2 separate regions of the Mus musculus genome follow, and region 2 is linked to region 1. A link is a loop called in an ENCODE intact Hi-C map of the cell type or tissue named here. Cell type or tissue: heart. All regions are shown on one strand. Each heading gives the region's core, and the rest is flanking DNA. Links, peaks and the distances in the headings are about the cores only.

Region 1 (11,207 bases), core at 1,900-9,899:
CATGAGATCCAACTGTAAGGCATTTTCTCAGTGATCAAGGGGAAACCCCTTTGTGGGTGAGACCATTTCTAGGCTGGTAATCTTGGTTCAATAAGAGAGCAGGCTGAGCAAGCCAGGGGAAGCAAGCCAGTAAAGAACATCCCTCCATGGCCTCTGCATCAGCTCCTGCTTTCTGACTTGCTTGAGTTCCAGTCCTGACTTCCTTTGGTGATGAACAGCGGTATGGAAGTGTAAGCTGAATAAATCCTTTCCTCCCCAACTTGCTTCTTGGTCATGATGTTTGTGCGGGAATAGAACCCTGACTAAGACACTGGGCAACATCACAATGTAGAAGGAAAAGCTGAAATATTATTATCACGATGAGTTCACTCACTTCACATGCCCAACACAAATAAATTGTGATTAGTCTGATAAAGGAGGGTCAGGGAAGGCTATTGCCAACAGAAATTGAACTATCCATAACAAGTAAGGACTATTCCTAAGCAGTCTGGAGCAGGTGAGAGCACTGAACAGCACAAACCGTCCACATTCAGCAAAACCGCACTGAGCTTTTCTGCATGAACACCAGGAGCTTCCCATTCATGGTCACTGTTTGGTAGGCATCAAGCAATTTGACAGTAACCATGTGCCAGGCACTTGGGGAAGTGCTGGAATATGTGTTCCTACAGAAAGTACTGTGCCTGGCCCAGGAGCCCACATTCTGTACCTGGCATTACTGCTACCCTGACACAGGTGCTAAAGAGAAAGTAGTGAACAAAGGAAGAAGACATAGGAACCAGTGCTGCAACTGGGATAAGTTTCTCTCAGAGACCAGTGTGTTTGAGTGTTATTTCATGGGGAGGTAAACAGCAGTTTTCAGCCTATGGGTTCTGACCACTTTGGGGATAGAAGAACCCTTTTATGAGGGTCACCTAAGACCATCTGCATATCAGATATTCACATTACATAGATTACCTTGATACCTCTCCTTTCTTCCATGTGCCTTCACTGGCAATAAAGAGCCAACCTTTGGGTTTTCTTCTTAGTCAATGTCCACTTGTTCCTTGAAACAGTATCACTGTCAAAGAGTCTTCTTTATGCTTTGATACTGTATGCTATGGATCAGCCATGTTTGATATGATTAAGAGCCTGGAAAGTCTTTCTATCTCCATCTCCATCTCCATCTCTTAAGTTGCCAAACCAATGTTGGAGTTGAATACTCATACTATTAGGCTACTCTTTACCATTCCCTCACAGAATCCCGAACCACTGCTTTCTGTGGCTGAAAATCTGAAGGAACAATCACAATAAGAGGGATATGTTAATTCCTCTGGAAACATTGTCCCTGTTCCAAACTCTTTCTCTTTTGCTGCCCCCAGTAGAAGAAGTAACACTGTTACTCTTGAGAGCAGCCCAAACCACATAAAGCAAAAGTTTAGTAAGTATATTTTAGAGAGGCTGTAAAAGAGCCGGTGACATTCCCCAGGCATTGTCATTACATGTATTTAATGAGATAGGAGGAAGTGTCTGTCCCCCCTGGTCAGAGCTCTGTGGAGAGCTCCATTTGTAGCTATGGAACAGTAGGTCTTTTGGGAGAACAATCATAATCACACAGGGTTAGATTACTTCCTAGTGTGGTTGAAGCAGAGGATGTAATGAGGCCTACAACAGAGGGCTTGATCCTGCAGTTGTCTTAGAAATGTACCTTCATACAATCCCAGCAGTCAGGAGGCAATGGCAGGAGGACTAAGGACATCATCAAATATAAATCAAGTTCAAGGCCATCCTAGCCTACGTAAAACTCTGACCCAAAAACCTAAAAACAGCAGCAACAACAACAACAACAAAATCCTCCTCTCAAGTCTGGTGTAGAACAGAATGCCTCTTATTCTTCTACTCCAAATAGACACTAGAGCATGTATGTCCTAGATTCTCAGGAAAAAAGCTATGAAGAAGGCTATATCCAAGAGTCTGAGACCAGTTTGACAGCATAGTGGTGTCCTATGTGCAGCAAAAATGTTTCAGAAATACCACTCAAAATGTAAAGCAGAAAGACTGGCCAACCTGGAAAACATACTAGGGTTCTGTTTCTAAAGCAATCAATCAGTAAATCAATACCTTATTAAGTCATCCAAGAATCAGTAAGTCTGCCCAGTCCATATATACAAGAACATATTATGTATTTGCAAATAGTCTTGATCCTTCTTCCCTCCAGGATCTCCAAAGAAGCAAGATCAGGACAGGCATAAATTGCTTTCTGATGGGAACTTGGCTGTCAAAATATTTGAATATTTATCTACACCACACACCTGAGTATTATTAGAAAAAGAATGCTTCAAAGTTACTTCTCTCTGTAGGTTCATTCCTTATGAGAGGAAAACTAAAAGCTGTTATTCTTTCAGTCATCAAATAGTTTAGTACTATCAAAATTCCAGATGAGAAAGGTGCGGAAGCATTCAATTTTTAAAGCCTTTCCTATGTCAAACATCTAGGTAAAATGCCATTCTAAGAATATACTATAGAGAAATAAATTCTAAGAAGCAAATAGGAAAAGGTAATCCTTTAGACTATGTCTAGATACTGATTTCTTTTTATGTACTGGTTTTGAAATTTTGCATAAAGGGATAGAGCTCTTACCCACTAAACTAAAGCAAAACCGGAAGTTATCGAATGAACAGAGAAAAAAGAAAGGGGGAGGGTGTTTGCTTGTAGGTCTACCCAGAGAAGGAGTCCTGGGAGTCACTAGACAACCCATAGAGAGGCTTTGAAAATAAAGGTGGTTATTTTCCATTAAGAGAAGGTCATGATGCTATCATAAGTGAGGAAGAGAATTTTACAGCATCATTTGAATAGATTCTGTTTGAAATCTAAGAGAAGCTAGATGCAGATACTGATCTATGAGACATGTGAGTGAAGCATCTTGGAGTGTTCCTTTGCATTTGTTTTTCTCAGAAAGAGCAGAGCTCCTCCTTCCCTAATCCAAAAGAGCCATGGAAGGTGAAAATGGATGCAATAGTGACCCATGAATATTGTAAAGAATGCAGTGAGGGATGCTCCTTGGCTCACCTTTTCCATATCCAGAGTTTTTAGAAATGTACCTTCCACTGGAGCATGTTGACAAAATTCAGTTTGGGACTATTTTGTGGCTTCTCCTCCTCCTCCTCCTCCTCCTCCTCCTCCTCCTCTTCTTTCTTCTTCCCCCTCCTCCTCCTCCTCTCCTCCTCTTCCTCCTCCATTTTCAGGAGAGAGATAACAGAGGAAGAAGAAGAGGAGGAGGAGGAGGAAGAGTTCTCCCAAAGCCCAGAAACAATCTACTACACAGTTTTCATTGCTATTTGCCATTTTTCTGAAAAGGGAAACACTAAGGTGATACTTTTGAGAGAAAAATGAACAAAATGAATTTTTAATTTTTTAATCTAAAGATTATACTTGTGATGTGTGTTGTTAGGTTGCTTTTTTTAAAAACCTAGGTGAAGTTTGACAAATTAAATAAGTCTTGGTGTAATTAAATTTATAAGCACAGAGGAAAATGTTAAGCTTTATTAGCTGGGGAAAGAATGTGGCTCCTTAGTTGAAGAGGCAGCTTACAAAGACAAAGGAGATAAGTTTATGGGAGTTAAATAAACACAATATTTTATATTATAGACCCAATGAATCCATTTGCAATGAGTCTAAGAGTTGAAATTGGCTTACAGGATTTTAGTCTCTCCTGGAACACATGAGCAGATACAAGGGCATGCATGTGGTTCCTGGTTCTTTTTCCACTTCAGCACATGTTGCAAGCAAGCTCTGCAGCCCTAGACATTCCTGGATTCAGTAACCAGCCTGTGCAGAGCGGGAAGTTGCGAAGAATGTGTTTAGGCAGAAAAAAATGCATGGGAAGTCATACCCAGAAGAGGTGGGGAAAGGATCCAGCCATGAAGTATAGCCCACAGGACGACAAGTTTTATAGACTGGTTGATGTTGCCACTCTCGCTGGGTTACATTTTGGAGATGTATGCATTCCCTGTGGCTGCTATTCTTCCTGAGCACGCAGAAGCCAAGGTTTACACAAACTAAACTTCCTTCTTTAAGTACCACTTAGTTAACCAGGAACATATTAATTAGTGCAAATTATTGGCATGCCAGAAACGCCTACAGATTAATATTTCAGGAATTAGAAGCCCAGCTGAGCATGAAAATGAAAAGTTGGGATTGGCGACAGAGACAGAGAGAACAAGGATGCTTCACAAGAGGGAGAAACTCATATATCTTTCTGATAATTGGGTCTCTAGAGGCCAGAATCAAGTCCATACATTGCCACACACTCTTGGCATGGCACAGATTTTCCTATGTGGCCCTGAAAGTACACAAAATTCCTCCTTTCTGTGATTCAAGGTAGCTCAATTCTATAGCAGGAAAATATAAATGATTTAAGCTCCTGTTGCGAAAACCAGGTTTTCAGAAGTGAGTTTCAAGGATGACCCTGACCTGAAGCATGCTTTTGCCCTTCCCAGGAGCAAAAGGCCTTTATTCCTGCACAGCATTGCACCCTTACTGCTCAGAATGGAGCTACTCTTTGGGCTTTCGTGACTTTATCCTGTTTGGTTCCTTGAGCATCTCCAGAATCAGAATGGACACCCTGTAAGGCTAAGGGTTGGAGAAGTATGGTGCTAATTATCCAACTACCCCACTCCCTAAGGCCCTGTCCTCACATTCCAAGCAGGCTGGTCACTAGGACTCCCATTGGGTTCCCACAAGTTCCCACTGGGACCCACCGTTTTCTGGACAATCCTAGAATCCCGGCTCTGGCTGCCTTCTGCTCGCTATCTAGGCAGTTGTAGCTCACCCACCCCTGAGTGTCCCTGAAATCCCTAAGCCTTGCTCTCACAAGCCTTACACTCCTACCTTGGTTGAGTCCATGCCCTAATCCTTCCTCAAAAAGACTTCAGCTATTCTCTCTCCATTCTCTTTAAATTGAGTGTCAGAGCCCTGCCAGGTTTGCTAAATCTAGCGCTCACTTTAGGCCAAGCCCCACACGGGTTCGCCCCACCCCCAACCTCAGGCTCTCCCCTCTTCCTACCCCCAGGCTCCTGCCTTCCCCCATCCTCCCCCCAAGCAGTGCTCCCAGCCTGCCTATCATCTTGCTCTAATTGTTTCCAGATTCGTGTGGGAGGTCAGGGCCCGGGAGTGCTGCTTCATGCCAAGTTTATAAACAGAGCAGTGTTTCCAGATGGCCGCTGGCTCCAGCCTGGCGAGCAGGTTGATTGGGACCAGAATAACAACAGGTGGAGCGCAGACAATGAGTTCCTTGACACATATTTACTCCCTTGGCGTTTTCTTTCCTTGCAGCCTCCACTCCATCTGCTGTAGCTGCAGAGGTGGACTTCCACAGCATCAGGTCGGGTGGAGGCAGCGGAATGCAAAGGAAAAAAAAGTCATTTCCCTGGAGAGAGCACAGGCTGGGGGTGGGGAGGTGGGAAGGTGGGGGACGAGGGTGTGGGGAGGGACCTATGCCCCTAGTGGACCCAGCTGTCAGTGAACTGGGGACAAGGAGGTGTCTTTCCTTCAGAACGGATTATGGGAACTGCCTTAGGATTTTTTTGAAAGGGAATGACCTAGAGACCTAAACCCTTGTTATATGAACTCAGGGAATGAAGGAAGCAGGCTGGCCTAGCGGTTGAACCGCCAATGGCCTGCCGAGGAACTGCGTGCAGCCCTGGACTCAGGCTACAGGAGGTCTCCAGAGAAACACAGGATCGTGCAGGGGCCTCACAGAAGCATTTGTCCCCAAAGTCCTTAGACCTGAGTCTAAGTCCAGATAGAAGAGCCTGTCCAGTTGGAATTGAAATCATGAGGTATCCGTGACAGCAGGGGCAGGCTAGTGCAGGGTGGAAAGCTGAGAGTATAGGTTTACAGTCCCTCCCTCAAAAAAAAGAAAAAAGGAAAAACGAAAAGAAAAAGGGGGGAAAAAAAGGCACCAGCAAAAACCAGTGTCCCTGAAAGTAAGAAACATAAATATCAGAAGTAAGTTTTAAGGGCCTCAAAGTTAAATCTAAATTATCTCTGTGTCTTTTGACTCTGACTTTCTGCTTTTAAAATGTAACCTGATACTAGGGCTTTGAAGCTTGGGATCCACAATGGGGCTGTGCGATTTATCTGAACTGACAGGGCAGGGCCGAGGCCCTGCTCATCCGCCCCACACCCCACTTACTACACTCCACAGCACTGCTGCACTTTAAAGCATCTCCAAATGCCAGTCGTGTAAAATAAGGCCACACTTGGTATTTCTCCTAGTCAGGGCAGAATCTTTACACAGGATATTAATCCATATTTCTTTAATTACTTCACTACATTTTTTACAAAACACTTATTGAGGTTTTTCTCTGAAAAGCTCCAAGAATTACATAAGGAATTCTTAAGAAAAATAAACATGTCTTAGACTAAAGAGCAACCAAAAAAAAAAAAAAGAGAGAGTTAGAGGGAATACATTCACAACAGGGGACCTAAATGGAACTCCTGGAGAGGGAGACAGGGCAGACCGTTGAGACTGGTGCAGGAATCTGCTCACATTCCAGCCCTATAAAATCACTGAGCAAGGGTTAACTCAAATCCTCTGCAAGGATGGTTTACCCTGCAGAAGCATCTGTGGATGAATCTGAAAACTTGGCGCCCTGTCATTCCAACAGGTGCCCTGTGCAAATACTGTAGCTCTCACCAAACTCAGAAATAAGCAGAAAGAGTCTTGTTTTTCATGAATAGTGGCACAATGAATACTCGTACAAAATTACCATGCTCTGGAGGAGCAAGGTCTGCCCCCAAAATGAAATGGCAGCAGCTAAAGAAAATTCCTCAAACACCATCCTGGCTCAGTAAGTACCTAGCAGTGCTGTCCTAGTTCCACTGTGGCTGAGCAGCTGTGCTGACGTCATCTCTGCAATAGGCAAGGTTTGCTAATTTGTACTCCAAGACTGAGCATGAGCAGGCCATGCCAAGCACAGATCAGGGAGTACACTGGACAGCCACTACAGATGTCAGCACAGACTCTTCGTTTGTCCCTATTAATTACAAAATGCCCAGCACAGAGGAGGATCATTATTAGTCCATCTACATAAAGAAAATGTATTTTTAAAAAATTGCAAAAAACTTGAGAGGTTTTACTTCTTGAGCTTCACATGGTCACATTATCATTTGTTCCAATCCATGTGAAACCCAAAATATAAAACCTCTCAAGTTTTTGCAACTACATTGAGAAAGCAAAGGAGTTTTTTTTTTTTTTAACCAGAGAACTTTATTTCTCAAGCTATAAGTTTCGTACCTTTCTCCATGTAGATCAAAGACAGTGTATTCACTCTTGTTATTTTTAATACAGTGATGGTATCCTAGGGCAGCAATGAAGTCAGGATGTTGAGGACTCTTAAGTCACTGCTGTGCAGCCTGTCTCTATAGCTGGATGCTGAAATGCTTCTGGGACCAAAGCTCACTGCCCTCTAGTCCACTGGCCAAGCCAGCCTTTCTGTAATGCTTAAAACACTTCTAACCAGAATTAAGGGATTTCTTCCGACCCTTTTAAACTTGGCAAGCAACTGTAGAGAGTGGTGTGGAGAAGGTGAGAAATGCCATTTTCAAATCCTACAAGAGCCAAGTAAGCAGTCCATGGTGACTTAACCAAAATTCCCTTACAAAGGACTACTTGTAAGTGCCAAGTTCAGGCTTTAAGAATGTGAAGTCAAAGATTTCAAAGTGTAGATGGTAAGTATTTCCTTTCTACTATGTTTTTTTCTTCTTCTTCTGAGCATTGGCTCCTCCCAGCCACCCCTCCTGTTTGCTTTGCCAAAAGTTGATCTCATTCATGAAATCTTTTCCCAGACAAGGAATTGCTGCACATGGCTGATAGCATCTCATGGAGAATGGGCACCATGGGGCCGCACAGACTTCCGATCCTTGCCCCAAGCACATGGATGCTCAAGACAGAGAGCCTGCTTGCTATGTCATACACCCTCTTCTAGTTCTGGGCACAGACTACAGAAGGACACAAGCGACAGATGTCTCTAAAGTAGCTCTAATCTCATTAGGAACCCCATTTCATGCCAGTTGGCATGCTCCATGGAAAGAAACAGAAAATGAGCCTCATGCTGTGCCTAAGAAAATGGCCAAGCCAATCGAACTGATACCCCCTTTTCAGTCGCATTACCAGGAATATATCCATGTAATAAATCTGACCTGGCCTTACAGGGTCACTGACTTAGACACTTCCTCTTTGTAAGCTGCTGTTCCTCCCATGGAATTTTAAGTTTTTTGTTATTCTAATCTCCAAGTATGCTTTAGTAACTGCTTAGATAAATCTATGCCATATTCCTACACCTCGAGTAAGACTAATGAACCACCCATTCTTTAGTCTGTGGCCAAGAGGCTGATGGCTTACAAGGCCTTCAATCAAAACTTGTCTGACAGTGACCCAAGGTAGTCCCAGAGGGATCCAAATTGATCTAAAGAAATGCCAAGATTAGCAAACAGGCCTGTGTTCTCCTAAGGTAGTGTCTATCCCACCTGCAACTGTTCTTCAGTTACAATGATATGTTAACAGCTGAGAAAATGTCTCTGACATATGTACTCTCAGAGAAACCAGACTGTTTTCAACCATGCATCTAACATATGCTATCTGTACAAGTCCATGTAAACTTTGTAGGATGCCGTGCATTAAAAAAAAAATAGTGCAGGATCCCAATTGGTTAGACTTTTAGCTAAGGGTTTGGCTGAACACCAAGTCTAAGGTACTGGTGGCTGAAAGCAGTTAACTATCATCTTCACTCTACAGGCAAAGCAAACAGTCCTTTTACTTGAAAGGCCTCTGGCAAAGGCTGACAAAGGATCAAGAGTAAAGCTGCTCTGTATACTGTTTACTTTGGTTTTGCTCTGCCTGTGACAATGAGAGTTGTGGTAATTTAAGCCAAGTAATAAGAATGCATTCATGGTTGCAACAGATTGATCTGGGGCAGGGGAGAGGGTGCAGTCACTAAATTGCTCACTTTGCAAGCATTCGGACATACATTCAATCACCAGAAGCCACATTTTAAAAAAATGTGGTTATTGCTGACATGACCCTGATATAGCTGTCTCGTGTGCGGCTATGCCAGTGCCTGGCAAATACAGAAGTGGAGGCTCACAGTCATCTATTGGATGGAACATAAGGCCCCCAATGGAGGAGCTAGATAAAGTACCCAAGGAGCTGAAGGGGGCTGCAACCCTATAGGTGGAACAGCAATATGAACTAATCAGTACCCTCTGAGCTTGTGTCTCTAGTTGCATATGTAGCAGAAGATGGCCTAATTGGCCTTCATTGGGAGGAGAGGCCCTTGGTCTTGCAAAGACTATATGCCCCACTACAGGGAAATGCCAGGGCCAGGAAGCAGGAGTGGATGGGTTGGGGAGCAGGATGGGGAGAGGGTATAGGGGACTTTTGGGATAGCATTTGAAATGTAAATAAAGAAAATCTAATAAAAAAATTGAAAGAAATTGTTTAAAAAAATGTGGTTATGATGACATGTACTTATAATCCCAGCACTGGGGAAGCAGAAACAGAAAGATCCCTGTGGCCAAGTCCACTTGCTGAGTTCCAGACCAGAAAGAAACTTTTTTCACAAAAAGCCAAAAAATCATAAACAAAAACAAAAACCTTAAAGGCTATCTGACGCTGCCCTCTGAGGTTCACATGCATGTACATACTAGTGTTTAAGGTACATCTATCTTCATGTACAGCCACATGTATTACATACATAGAGTTTATAAACCCCAAACAAAAGCATCCATCAACACCTATTTTGGTATCCTTTTTGGAGTTATTTTTGTTGTTTGTGGGATTTTTGTTTGTTTGTTTGGTTTGGTTTAAGATGAGGTTTCACTAGCCTTGACTAATACGGAGCTCAACATCAACCAGGCTGGCCTCAAACTCAACTGCCTCTGCCTCCCAGACACTGGGATTAAAGATGTGCTCCTTTTTTATTGTAATTTTTAAAAGACAGTCTTGCTATGTAATCCAGCTTACCTTGATCACATGATTCATCTGCTTTGGCCTTCTGTGCAGGATGATTCCAAGCATATGTGGCCACACTTGACTGCCATTTTATTATACAGTTAAGTCACTTGGTAAACAAAAGCCAAGCTCCTGAATGTGAAGTGAAGGTTCTGATCTATACACTTGCAGACCAGCATGTGTGCAGAAGTGACCAGATAGATCTCCTTTCCTTATTACAGGGCCTATGCGTGAATGAATTAAAGACAAAACAACAACAATGACAGCAAAATCAAACAAACAAACAAGCTCTCTCATAAGTCAGAACCATCTAACCCCACAATTTTACATGGGCCCATTTGAGTTATTACTGAGAAAAAAAATGAGATTTCTTTTTCTCCCCCCCCCCCCATTTTCTTTTTAGCCAACACTGAGGAATTCTATAACATTCTCATTTTTCAAGAAGGGAACATTTTGGTTGGATGGCTATGAACCTTTCCCACAGAGCTTGTTCTGTCCTATAGAGTCCAGGGCTCACTAATGTTCCTTTTCTAGGGAGTCCCAACCACTCCATGACCCCAACCACAAGCAGGTCAGACTCAGAGATGAGCAAAGCTGCAGAAAACTATAAGCTGTCTTCCTTCTGGAATACTGGAGCTTTCCACATCTGAATTGCTTGACATCCTTCTGGGATATCAGTCTTCTATAAGACAAAAAAGAGAGTTTTAAATCATTAAAATCTGTTTGAACACTGGAAGAAATTTACACTGTAGTGGAACAGTTGTCTATTTGGAAAGGACTGAAAGTTACTCATATCCCCTTGCTTCATGTAAAAATCCTTAAACATCAAAAAGAAGTAGGGACACAGTACTTAGGAATAACAACTTATTTCTAATGAAAAATGATATTTGTTCAACAACAAAAGGAGACCTAGGGGATACAAATTGGAAAGGAAGAAGTCAAATTATCACTTTTTGCAGATGATATGATAGGTATATATATATATATATATATATATATATATATATATATACATATATATATATATATATATATATGTGACCCTAAAAATTCTACCAGAGAACTCCTAAACCTGATAAACAGCTTCAGTGAAGTAGCTGGATATAAAATTAACTCAAACAAGTCAATGGCCTTTCTCTACACAAAGGATAAACAGGCTGAGAAAGAAATTAGGGAAACAACACCCTTAACAATAGTCATAAATAATATGAAATAC
Region 2 (11,207 bases), core at 2,102-10,101, 59 kb after region 1:
ACAGCTTTATAGTAAGCTTTGAAATCAGTAAGCATGAATGATCCCAATCTGCTCTTTTTGACGGTTGTTTTGTTGACTTATGGTTCTTTTTTTAATGAAGTTTGATGTTTTTTTGAACATATCATTGGTATTTTGATTGACTTTGCACTGAGCATACATATGATTTTGATAGAATTCACTATTTTGATGTTAGCTATAGATTAAATTAACAATACCAAATCTTTCAATCTGTGATTATGGGACACAATTTTCTTTGTTTCTGACTTAAATGTGTTTTTACAATATTCATGGTTTTTGTGGATAGATTTTTGGTTAAATTATTTCAAAGTATTTTATTTTGGCTATTATTATAAATTCTATTATTTTCTTTGTTTCCCCCTCAACTTTTTTATTGTTACTGCTCAGAAGCATAGCCTAATTTTTGTTTATCAGGATAACTTCTTTTTAAGTATAAAGAGATTAGGTATCACTTATCTTTAATCAGAAGCAAAATTTAAAAACCAATAAACCTATAATCACTTTATTTGCAGGTGTCTGTATATTTTTTTCCTCAGAGCTTTGATGATAGAACTATTGGAGGCCAAAGGACTGAAGAAAGATAAAAGAACCATCCTTCATAAGTCAGTCTAAACCAGGCATGGTTGCACATGCTTGCAATTCCAGAATTTGGGAGGCATAGCCAGGATGATCAGAAGTTCAAGGTCACCCTCAGGTTCATAGTGTGTTTGAGGGCAGTTTGGGCTAAGTAAGATCATGTTTCAAGAGGGTAGGGGTGGAGACAGACAAATTTTCTCTGGTTGAAGAAATAAGCAAGAAAAATTCCTTTTCACTTACTAGAGCAAATACCACACCTTGAACCTTTGTGCAGAGGCTTCCGTAAAGCACCAAGTTCATCAATAAGCTTAGTCTGAAAGGACAAATCAAAATCTACAAACAACTGTGGAAAATGTAGGACATAGGGCTGAGAGGTGGGTCAATAATTTAGAACACTGGTTGCTCTTCCAAAGAACCCTGATTTGATTCTTAGCACCGGTTGGGCAGCTCAGAACAATATTTTAACTCTGGTTCCAAGGGGATATGATGCCTTCTTGTGGCCATCACAGGCACTGCACACAGACATTCACACACATAATAAAAATAAATCTCAAAAAAAAAAAAGCTTCAGAAAAGTAGAATAGTAGAATATTTTGTCTGGTAGGCTATACTATGATACAACAGAGTAAAATGAAAACCTGGAGTACAGTTGTGAACAAGGAAGTAGTCCTGGCCAAGCTGCAGGAGATGATAGAGAAAACTCATGCATGGTCATGTAAGAGTTAACAAGGAAGCAATGCTCCTTGGGTAGGTTGGGTCCAGAGGCTATTTGAAATGCAGAGGTGGTTGGTTATGATCTCCAGATTTCACTCTAGGGGATGTAGACTATCCTTAGGAGACACGTTCTCTGCAAAGACCTACAACTCTGTAGACATTTCAGTTCTTTATTAAGCTTGTAGTTTTGTTATCTATGTTTGGTTGTACCAAATGGAAACTCTGCTGGTCTGAAATGAGCAAGAATTACCAACGAAGAGCAAGTATGTAATATGAATTACCAATAAGGAATGTTATAGATTAAATAGCACTCCTGAACCCAAAATCTTGTTAGAAAGGTATGTCAAGAGCAGAGTGCTAAGCATAGCTCCCTATTCCAGAACATTGAGTCCAACAAGAACTATAATAAAAGGACCAGCTGATGTTTGACAAAGGTATAAAGAACACTTAATGAGGGAAGGCTGTCATCTTACCAAACAAAGTTGAAATAGACATTCAAGTGAACCTCCATGTGATCTCAACATAACCTCACAATTTATGCAAAATCAACCTTGGAATCACAACCTGCACAAAGAAAAACATAAAAAAAAATTTAAAAGCTGCTGAAGAAAAGCATGAAAGAGGGCCCTTATGCCCTCAGCAAAGTAATGAGTTCTTAAACATGTCACATAAACTAAAACTAAAATGAGAAGGACTGAAAAGAAACCGCAGTGGTTAGGACCACCTACTGTCCATACAGAGGACCAAGGTCAGCTCACAGCACCTATGTCTGGTAGCTCACATCTCCCTGTAAATCCAGCTGTAGGAGATCTGACACCTTCTCCTGGATTTGGCTGGTACCTGCCCTCATGTGCACATGTACACACATACACACAAACATACACATATTTTTTAAATGATAAAAATAAACCCTAACAACCACAGATTGATTTGATCAAAACTAATATACTTTACTCAGCAAAAGTTACTACTTAAGGATTTAAAAAGACAAGCTGCCAATGGAAACATTTGCCCATATGTTAGATAAGTACATAGTTTTCACAGTGTAGCATAAAAAAGCAAAAGGGCCCAATCTTTTAAAAAGGAACAATATTTCTATTAATTCTTTGGGAATTTCATATACTGCACTTTAATTCTATTCACATTTCTCCTCTGACTACTTGCAGATTCAGCTCCCTAATCAGCCATCTTGGATCCCTTTCTCCACCTTCCTCATTCCATCTAATCCAGGATGTGTGGCTCATGTAGTGTTTGGTGTAGGGCTGTCTCAGCTACTGTGAGACTTTGTGCCCATCTTTTCCCTTCCATACTGGGATTTGGTTGGGCTTCAGCATGCCTAGGTCTTATGCACACTATCTATATTAGCCAGAGTTCTCTAGAGCAACAGAACTTCATTCTACATATTATGTATAATATATATAATTCTATACATATTATATATTATAACATATTATAGCATATATTATATAATATATTATATATTATTATAACAGCATGTTTCATTATAAAATAAAATATAAATATAAATGTAAATGATATGCAAATATAATATAACATTATGTAAATCATAAATGTGAATATAAAATATAAATAAAATAATGTAATTTATTATAAATTATAGTTTTATATTAAAAATATATATATATCACCACTGGCTTGTACAGTATTTCTATACCCTCTTTCTTGAGGATCTCTGAGCCTTGGCAGGCAGGAGGTGATACATGAAACCCATTTAGGGCTGAGAGCTCCCTAATCTCTTATTTTCAACAGACTGACCAGTTGAATGCTTTTGTGGTAACTGTCATCTTTGTCACAAAGAATCTTCTTTCTGATAAGGGTTGACCAATGCACTGAACTATGAGTATAACAATCAGGAGCCATTTTACTATTATAGCCATTTAGCAAAATAATAGTATTTAATACTCTTCTAGGGCCTATGACTTGTATAGCCACAGGTTCTTGGCCTAATTAACAGTGACAGGTTGACATCTCACGGAGCAGGCCTTGGACTAAAAAAAAAAAAAAAAAGGTTGATTATTCCCACAGCACTTATGTCACCACTATAGCTGAGGGCTGATCTTGTCATGATAGTCATTATTGTAGCTACCAGGGTTTATACCTGATTAAGAATGATGACTTCTTTTCTCCTTCTATAGCTTTCCTAACACCCTTCAGCACTAGGAAGCCAGTCATCAGTACAGATGAAGTTTTCATGTAAATACCAGCTTGATATCTTCATATTCCATGACTCACATGTGTGGTGTCTTCTGCAATAGAGTCTTACTGTCACGTTCTAGAAGGTAACTAAGAGTACTAGCAATAGCCTAAGACATGTCTGACCTACAAAAATAGGAAAAGAAGGCAGAAAGACTGTAAGAGCCAGAGGGGATGGAGGATACTGAGGAGACAGAGATCTATAAATCCTCATAAGTAAAGCTTATGTGAACTCAGAGAGACTAAACCAGCAGGCCCTGGTCTGCATCAGGTTCTTTGTGCTTAAATTATGGCTTCCAGTTTAGAGTTTTTACATGATCCCTGAGTATGCAATTGAATAAATATCTGATTCTTGTGTCTTTTCTTAGATTCTTTTTTTTTCCCTGTGGGTTCAGCCTTGTCCAACTTCAGTGTAATAGCTTTTGTTTTACTTTATTAAAAAATGAATGGATGAATGTAAACCTAGCTACTCAGGTAAAGATCCTCAGCTTAACTATCTATCTGCTGGGAGACTGAAAATCATTTACTCCAATACAATGATACTGGGCATACCAGCGCAGGCCTCATATTCAGGAGTAGGTGACCAATTCATGAAGGATACCCCAGTTGTGGGGTTTTTGTTTTTGATGTTGTTTATTTGTTTTGCTTTTGTCTGTTTGTTTGGGGTGTGAGTGTGTATGCATGCACATATGTATTTATTTGGTTCTAGTTTGGTGTGTTGTTTCTTATTTTATTTTATTTTTGGGGGGGTTGTTGTATTGGGCTTTTAATAACTTAAAGTCTAGTCACCATTCTTAATACCCCCATAGCCTCCAACTTAATACCACACAGCCTCTACTGTTCCCTTGTTGAGAAAAGTGTTCTGGCTACTGTCATAATGGGATATTTTTAGGGGACTATACTTCTTATATTTGGCTTGTGACACGAAGGGCAAGAAGGGACCCAGTGGGGAGTGGAATGACTGTTTGGATGCTCTGAGCACCTACTGTGTTCTGTTGTTGCTTCAGTAGAGACAATTCTAGCTCAGTATGGACTAATTATCTCAGAGCCCCAAGAATTAATCTAGTGTAAGAACAAAACACCCTCAATAACAGAGGTCTTCACCTCAGTAACTAGGTCTTCTTGCTTCCAAAGTATTTCTAAATACATTGGGTCAAAACCTGGAAGCTTTGGCTGCTGGTTGTTAATAATGCCTTGCTTCTCTAAAACATTGCATTTCTGCACATTCTCCTGTGTGAATCTGAGACTAGAATGTTAAGGAACTAAGATGAAGAGGAAATCACCTCTAATTTTATCTTAGATCTCAGAAAAGGTTTACTTTGTTTGGTCATGGCTATGAAAATCAACATTGTTAAATCAAATTATGACTTTTGCAAGATCACAGAATTATATGGATATCAGTGTTTTCAGGGAAAGCATGTGCATGTTGGAGAAAACAGCCTCAGAATAGGAGAAATCGGGCTGGCCTCGCCTCACTTTAGTTGCTTCTCTGGACATGTGAAATGTTCTCAAAAATTAATTTATAGCCTTAATATGTTTCGGACTTTCTAAATAAAGTAACCATTCAAATGGCTATCACACACAGCACACAGTCGTTTTACTGCAGACTAAGAATGTTCTAGTACTGAATCGTAAGTGGACACAGTAAGTCTTTTGTTGTTGTTGTTCCCAGATGTTTTCCAGCAATAAGTACAACGTGCAGAACACCCAGGGACTTAGTGAAGAATTTTGAACTGTGCCAGCATTACCATATTATGGAGGCTATCTCAACCTGAAAGATAGGAGATTATATTATATTAAGAATATATAATTGGGAGAACTGGACAGATGGCTCAGTAGTTAAAATCACTTATTCCTTCGAGAACCCCAGTTAAGTTCCCTGTACCCATGTGGCAGCTCACAACCATCTGTATTCCAGTTCCAGGGAGTCTGATGCCCTCTTCTGGCTTCTGCAGATATCAGGCATGGAAATGTTACACAAAAATTTGTGCAGACAAAACACTCATCCATATAGTGCATGCCTTTTTATTATTTTTTATTAAAATAAAACTAACCAAAATCCTTATATTAAAGGTAATTATGTATATGTTATGACATGTTTAAACTTGGTCCTCTGAGAATGAACTATCTTCAGCTCAAATGATCTCAGCTGAGAAAAGTTCAACACTAATACACATAGATATCTGAAAGACATACAAAATAAGCCAGAGGCAACATCTCAACCATACAGGCTAAAGGTATCAGGGCCAGGACCCCCTGATCAGTATCTACCATTCCACAATCCTACAGAACACCAGCCATAGTGAGGAGGCAAAGAAGACCGTGCAGCTGCACGAGTAGCACATTACTGGAGCACTTCTCTGCCTGCAGCGGTTTGTTCACACTAATGGAAATGAAAATATCTTTTTTTGCCCTTCTAGTCACTAATAGTCACTAGCAAAAACACAACAAACAAACAGACACCTATAAAGAAGCACTTTAGGGGAAAAGTTTTGTTCTTTAACATATTGTGACATTTGAAAAATCCATGTAACAGAATAATGCTACAGCTTCTAAAATTCAGGAAAGTTGGTGCTAAGGACTTACTTTATTTGAGTTACTTATAAGGCACAGGATGTTCACTCTACCAAGACAGTAGGGGCTTATAGCTCTAAGCCTCTCACAGACACTTCTCTACATCTCCACAGAGCAGGCACACCCAGAAATATACCCAAGACTAGTAGACAGGACAGCTGCACCATGCCCCAGGGAGCCATACATGGATTCAGGACAAGTATGGTTCCTGAACAGTCACATATAAAGAACTCTCTGAAAAGAATATTATTTTCTGAAGAAATCTTAGCATTTACACATCTGCATTGTAAGAGAACTAAAAGTCAGCCAACGTAGTGTCTAAAGATTGTGACAAAATCATAAATTTAGTTCACAAGAGTACACAACACAGTGCAAGTCAGAGGACAACCCCATCTCTTAGCTTTGCCTCTGCCCCCACCAGTCTCACCCTCCTAGTGCTAACTAACTTTTCCTGAACTCTCTCTAGCTAGCTGTCATCACTTCTTGTCCATAAGGATCTGAAACCTTGCCTGCAGGGTGCAGCTATGCCCTGGAGTTCACAGAACGAGGGGAAGCTGCCTTTCAATGGTCCTCAACTTGAACAGCCCAGCCACAGCTAATTAGGTGGGATTGGGTAATTAAATCCATAAGCTTTGATCTTTTCTTCAGATATTTCCAAATATTCTGTGTCATTCTGCTGCAGACAACACTCACATTTCTTCCAAGTGAGCAGATGCCTCCCTAGGTGACCTTGGTCTCCCTGCCAAAATAAGCTAGCATCCCTCAAGGGCATGGATGTAAAGTCATGCCTCACCTGCCCGGGCTGACATTCCTCGCCAAAACTTCATCCCTCAAGTTTCTGCAGTCCATTCTGTGTTTATACCTAATAGATCAGGCCAAGTGTCAGGAGATAAGCAGCTGAGTCATCTACCCTTCACAGCAATTGGGTACCTTAGACAAGAGTAGGACACTTGCCAGATGCATCCCAGCCCCACCCTGGACAGACTCATCATGTGAATCCTTTTTATTGTATCTGCCCCTAAAAGGGTGAGACTTGGCTAGAGAGCCTAGTAAAATGGATTTTGTCATCTAAGGAAGACCTGTGAAAAATCTTTTCCAAATTATTTTTGCCCATGTCTCCCATGTAAATTTAGATGTAAAAGTACATCCATCTGTAGTAATATGTAACTCTGTTATGTTAAAATGTATAACAAGATATAGTCTCATGCGCATGCACAGGGCTCACAAGGAAAGGGTGAGTGAGCTTCGAAAGTTTGTCAGAGATAAGAAACCAGCTCTAATTTTTTAGTTTTCATTTTTTTTCTTCAGTTTTTGAAGTGCTTGGAAGTTGAACCCAGAGCCTGATGCATGCTAAGCAGCCATTCAAACAGAGGGGGAACTAAGAGGAAGCACAGCTGTAATGCTTGCATCCCCGGGACTCCAGGACACACCAGTGGAAACCACACCCACAGCACACAGACACACAGTCATCCTCTGCAAGGTCTGGTTTATTAGAGCCATCCTACCCTAAAAGAGACAAAGGTCTGAGGACCCAGGTACCTCTCTCTCTTCCTGATGAGCAAAGGTATCCAGTTCCACGTCTCCTGGCAGAAGCATCTACTGTGTTACCAGTTTCTGGAGCATGTCATCACATGTGGAACCTTATAAAATATTCTGGAGCAGTGCAGGGTTTGGAAAGAACTGGATCCCTCAAGTTCCAGGTCTTCAGGCTCCTTTTCCACTGTGCAATTATACTGACCAATCAAACCCTCCTGTTTCTGAGGAGGCACAGTGTCCTGAAATTCAAATTCAATTGGATGGTCAGCATAAACATTCTATCAACTCCTAGAAAAACAGTTCTTTTTTCCTTGCTCAGAATGTTAATGGGCACAAAGAGAAAGTGGCCGCACGGGGGAGGTGGAGGGGGGGCGACTTGGTGAAATCAGAGCCTACCCCAGCCCTTGCTTCTGTCAAGTTACAAATCAAACAGGAGTCTGGATGTCTGACTGTTTCTACGACCTCATCTGAGTGCAAAACACTTACAATCAGTAAATAAGCACAGCCTTTGAATGTAAAGCTACTGACTGTTTTATTTTATCATCTGGCTCAGAATCCTGAAGCTATTCTGGGAGGGCACTTAACAGGAGGAAGCAAAACCCTATGGAGAGGCAGACACATTTCCTGGCCATTTTCAGCGGTCTCTTAAGACATTTTCACAAGTTTCTGCTGAGAAACCGAAGCATGTGGATGCTTATCTGCACTTAACTAAAAACTTTGGAATCTTATACCTCACTTCTTAAAACCTTGCCACATGCTCCAACTTGCAGCTCCCTTGGGCGCTGTCTCCTGAAGTAAGCGTCACCTTTACATACACCTGTTCTGCCCAGGCAGGGTGTTGGGAAGACAGTAGCAACAACTGAGTGCTTCCTCCTCTAACTTTGCCTGTAAATCTCCATTTCATTCTATATGGTCTGTGAAACCACCACATGTTCAAAGCAAGTCCACTGGAATGCTTCAGGGTTAGATGATCATAGGAGAGCTTTATAATAAATCCACTTAGAACAGCTCAGAACAGGTATCAGCTAGACAGACAATTAGAGCACATGTTCTGCCAGGAAACTCTGCCAGTTTTTACCTGTTAAAGCAATTGAGAAATAGACCTGTGCTTGCTGAAGGACTATACTTGTACATGCTTGCAGGGTGTGGGAGGCTGAGCAGGTGTTTGCAAGCCACAGTTATATCTTTAACAATGCTGTTGTCAATTTAAAAAGAATGCTTGGTGCTCAAGCTCTCTTTCCTTACATATGGGAGGGCAATGAGCTTGGGGGCTGCTTGGAGACTGGTATTTCAGAATGAAAGAAAGCATGTTCTTGGAGTCTGAATTCCACAGCTAACAGGGCTCGAAGGCTTCCCTTATTAGTTAGTTAGTTAGCATTTTTTTTTACAGCTATCACCCTTAGAGTCTTCTTTCTCTTTTTTTCAAAGAGTAGGCGGAGCTAGTAAGAAACCCCCAGAGGATACTATTAGTCACTTCTTTAACTCCTCTGGGGGACTGGTATTTGCCCAGCAGTAGCCTTTTCCCTTGTGTCCAAGTAAAGGGACCACGAAGGGAACAGAGACAATAAAGTCATCTATTGAGTAATCCTGCTGAGAAATGATTCCTGTTTGAAGCCAAATCTAATTGCACACAGACACTAAATTAGTGGCTAGCTGATAATAGATAAGGAATGCTTTCATTATGTCACAATGTATGAGCAAGGCTCTTCAAGAGTAGGCAAAAGCTCTCTGATAATGCCCATGGAAACAGATGAAACACAAAGCATGTTTTTATAATAAAAAATAATTTGCAGTTTCTTTCTCATTCCTTTAGCTCCTCCTTTCTTGTAAGTTATACGCTGTGCAGCTTGGGCAAAACAGGGGATCTTAGCTCTTCCCTGCATACATGAACAGCTGCTTCCAGGAGAAATCTAAAACCCAGTTGTTAACTGAGAATGCTCAGCATTCCACAAGAGCCAGAGCTCAGGTAAATCCCAAACTTGTTCTCTGCTACTTTCTCAGCTCTACAGCAAAGCCACTGTACTAAGGCAGTTGTGGCCTTGGTGCATGGTCTGTGGTCCAGTTTACTGTGGTCAATACTGTGGTTTCTTCCTAGAGGCTTCTCATATAATAGGAGAATCTTGAATGGCACTGGCTTGCAACCACCCCTTCTTCCCTGTCTCCAAGATCTTTCCACAACACACTTTCTTTTTAAAATATACTTATATTTATTTTTTTTTACAATCCAGTCATTCCCCCCCCCACAGTTCCTCATCACATTCTTTCCTGAAGAGGATGCTCCCACCCCACCCAAGCAGACCCCCCCCCCCCACGCGGGGGCCTCAATGGTTAGGCACATCTTCTCCTACTGAGGCTAGATCAGGCAGTCCTCTGCTGTTATGTGCCGGGGCCTCTTACCAGCTCTTGTATGCTGCCTAGCTGGTGGATCAGTGTCTGAGAGATCTCAGGTGTTCAGGTTAGTTAAGACTGCTGGTCTTCCTATGGGGTAGCCCTCCTCTTCAGCTTCTTCCAACCTCTCCCTAAGTCAACAACAGTAGTTCCCGACTTCAGTCCATTGGTGTAAGTATCTGCATCTGTCTCAGTCAGTTGCTTGTTGGACCTCTCAGAGGACAGCCATACTAGGCCCATATCTGTAAGCAAACCATAGCATCAGTAATAGTGTCAGGCCTTGAATCTTCCCCTTGAGATGAACCCCAAATTGGGCTGGTCACTGGGCCTCCTTTCTTTCAGTCTCTTTTCCATTTTTGTCCCTGCAGTTCTTTTAGAAAGAAACGATTCTGGGTCAGAGTTTTTGACTGTGGGTTGGTAATCTTGCACCCTAACTTGAGGCCCTGTCTATCTACTGGAGGTGGACTCTTTGAGTTCCCCCTTCCCACTGTTGAGCATTTCAACTACAGTCACCCCCACTAAGTCTTTAGAGTTTCTCACCTCCCAGGTCTCTAGTACTTTCTAGAGGGTCCCGCTACCTCCCACTATCTGGGACTGAATATTTCCATTCATTGTGCTGGCCCTCTGGGCTTCTCTCCTGTCCCTCCCCTCCATATCTGATCTTGTTCTCCCTTTCCCCTCCCCCTCTTCCACTCAGGTCCCTCCCTTCCTCTGCCTCCCATGATTATTTTCTCCCCCCCTTCTAAGTGTAATTGAAGCATCCTTACTTGGGCCTTTCTGCTTGTTAAACTTCTTGTAGTCTGTGGGTTGTATCCTAGGTATTCTGTGTTTTGGGGCTAATATCCACTTATTAGTGAGTACATAAGGATGCATGCATGTCCTTTTGGGTTTGAGTTACCTCATCTAGGATGATATTTTCTAGTTCCATCCATTTGCCTGCAAAATTCATGATGTCTCCATTTTTAATAGCTGTATAGTATTCCATTGTGTAAGTAAACCACATTTTCTTTATCCATTTTTCAGTTGGGGGACATCTGGGTTGTTTCCAGCTTCTGGCTATTACATATAAGGCTGCTATGAACATAGTGGAGCATGTGTCTTTGTGGTATGGTGAGGTATCTTTTGGGTATATACCTAAGAGTGATACAGCTGGATCTTCAGGTAAATCTATTTTTTATTTTCTGAGA

Evidence for each region. A loop is a pair of places that touch in the nucleus more often than their neighbours do. Peaks named below come from ENCODE experiments on the same cell type or tissue, not always from the same donor. Only the 100,000 strongest peaks of a DNase experiment are listed, where the experiment ranks them.
Region 2: it touches region 1 in a loop (2.0-fold over the local background); 2 of 42 quality-filtered maps call a loop at or near these places.

Annotation. Positions count from the first base shown.
Region 1 is chr16:15,047,911-15,059,117 of GRCm38, forward strand. It overlaps the pseudogene Gm46561. Among named protein-coding and RNA genes, the nearest start is that of Gm41423, 61 kb to the right of the region's middle. In heart, for the core only: CTCF peaks have their summits at 5,510 and 5,710; DNase peaks (open chromatin) are centred at 5,161, 5,651 and 6,891; H3K4me3 peaks cover 1,216 bases; H3K27ac peaks cover 2,528 bases.
Region 2 is chr16:15,106,345-15,117,551 of GRCm38, forward strand. It overlaps Gm41423 (a long non-coding RNA gene), which reads right to left and starts at 7,874. Exons shown (of 3, transcript XR_875932.1): 1 at 7,636-7,874; 2 at 1,782-1,872. In heart, for the core only: a CTCF peak has its summit at 5,453 (motif pointing left); no DNase peak of the experiment used is centred there; H3K27ac peaks cover 325 bases.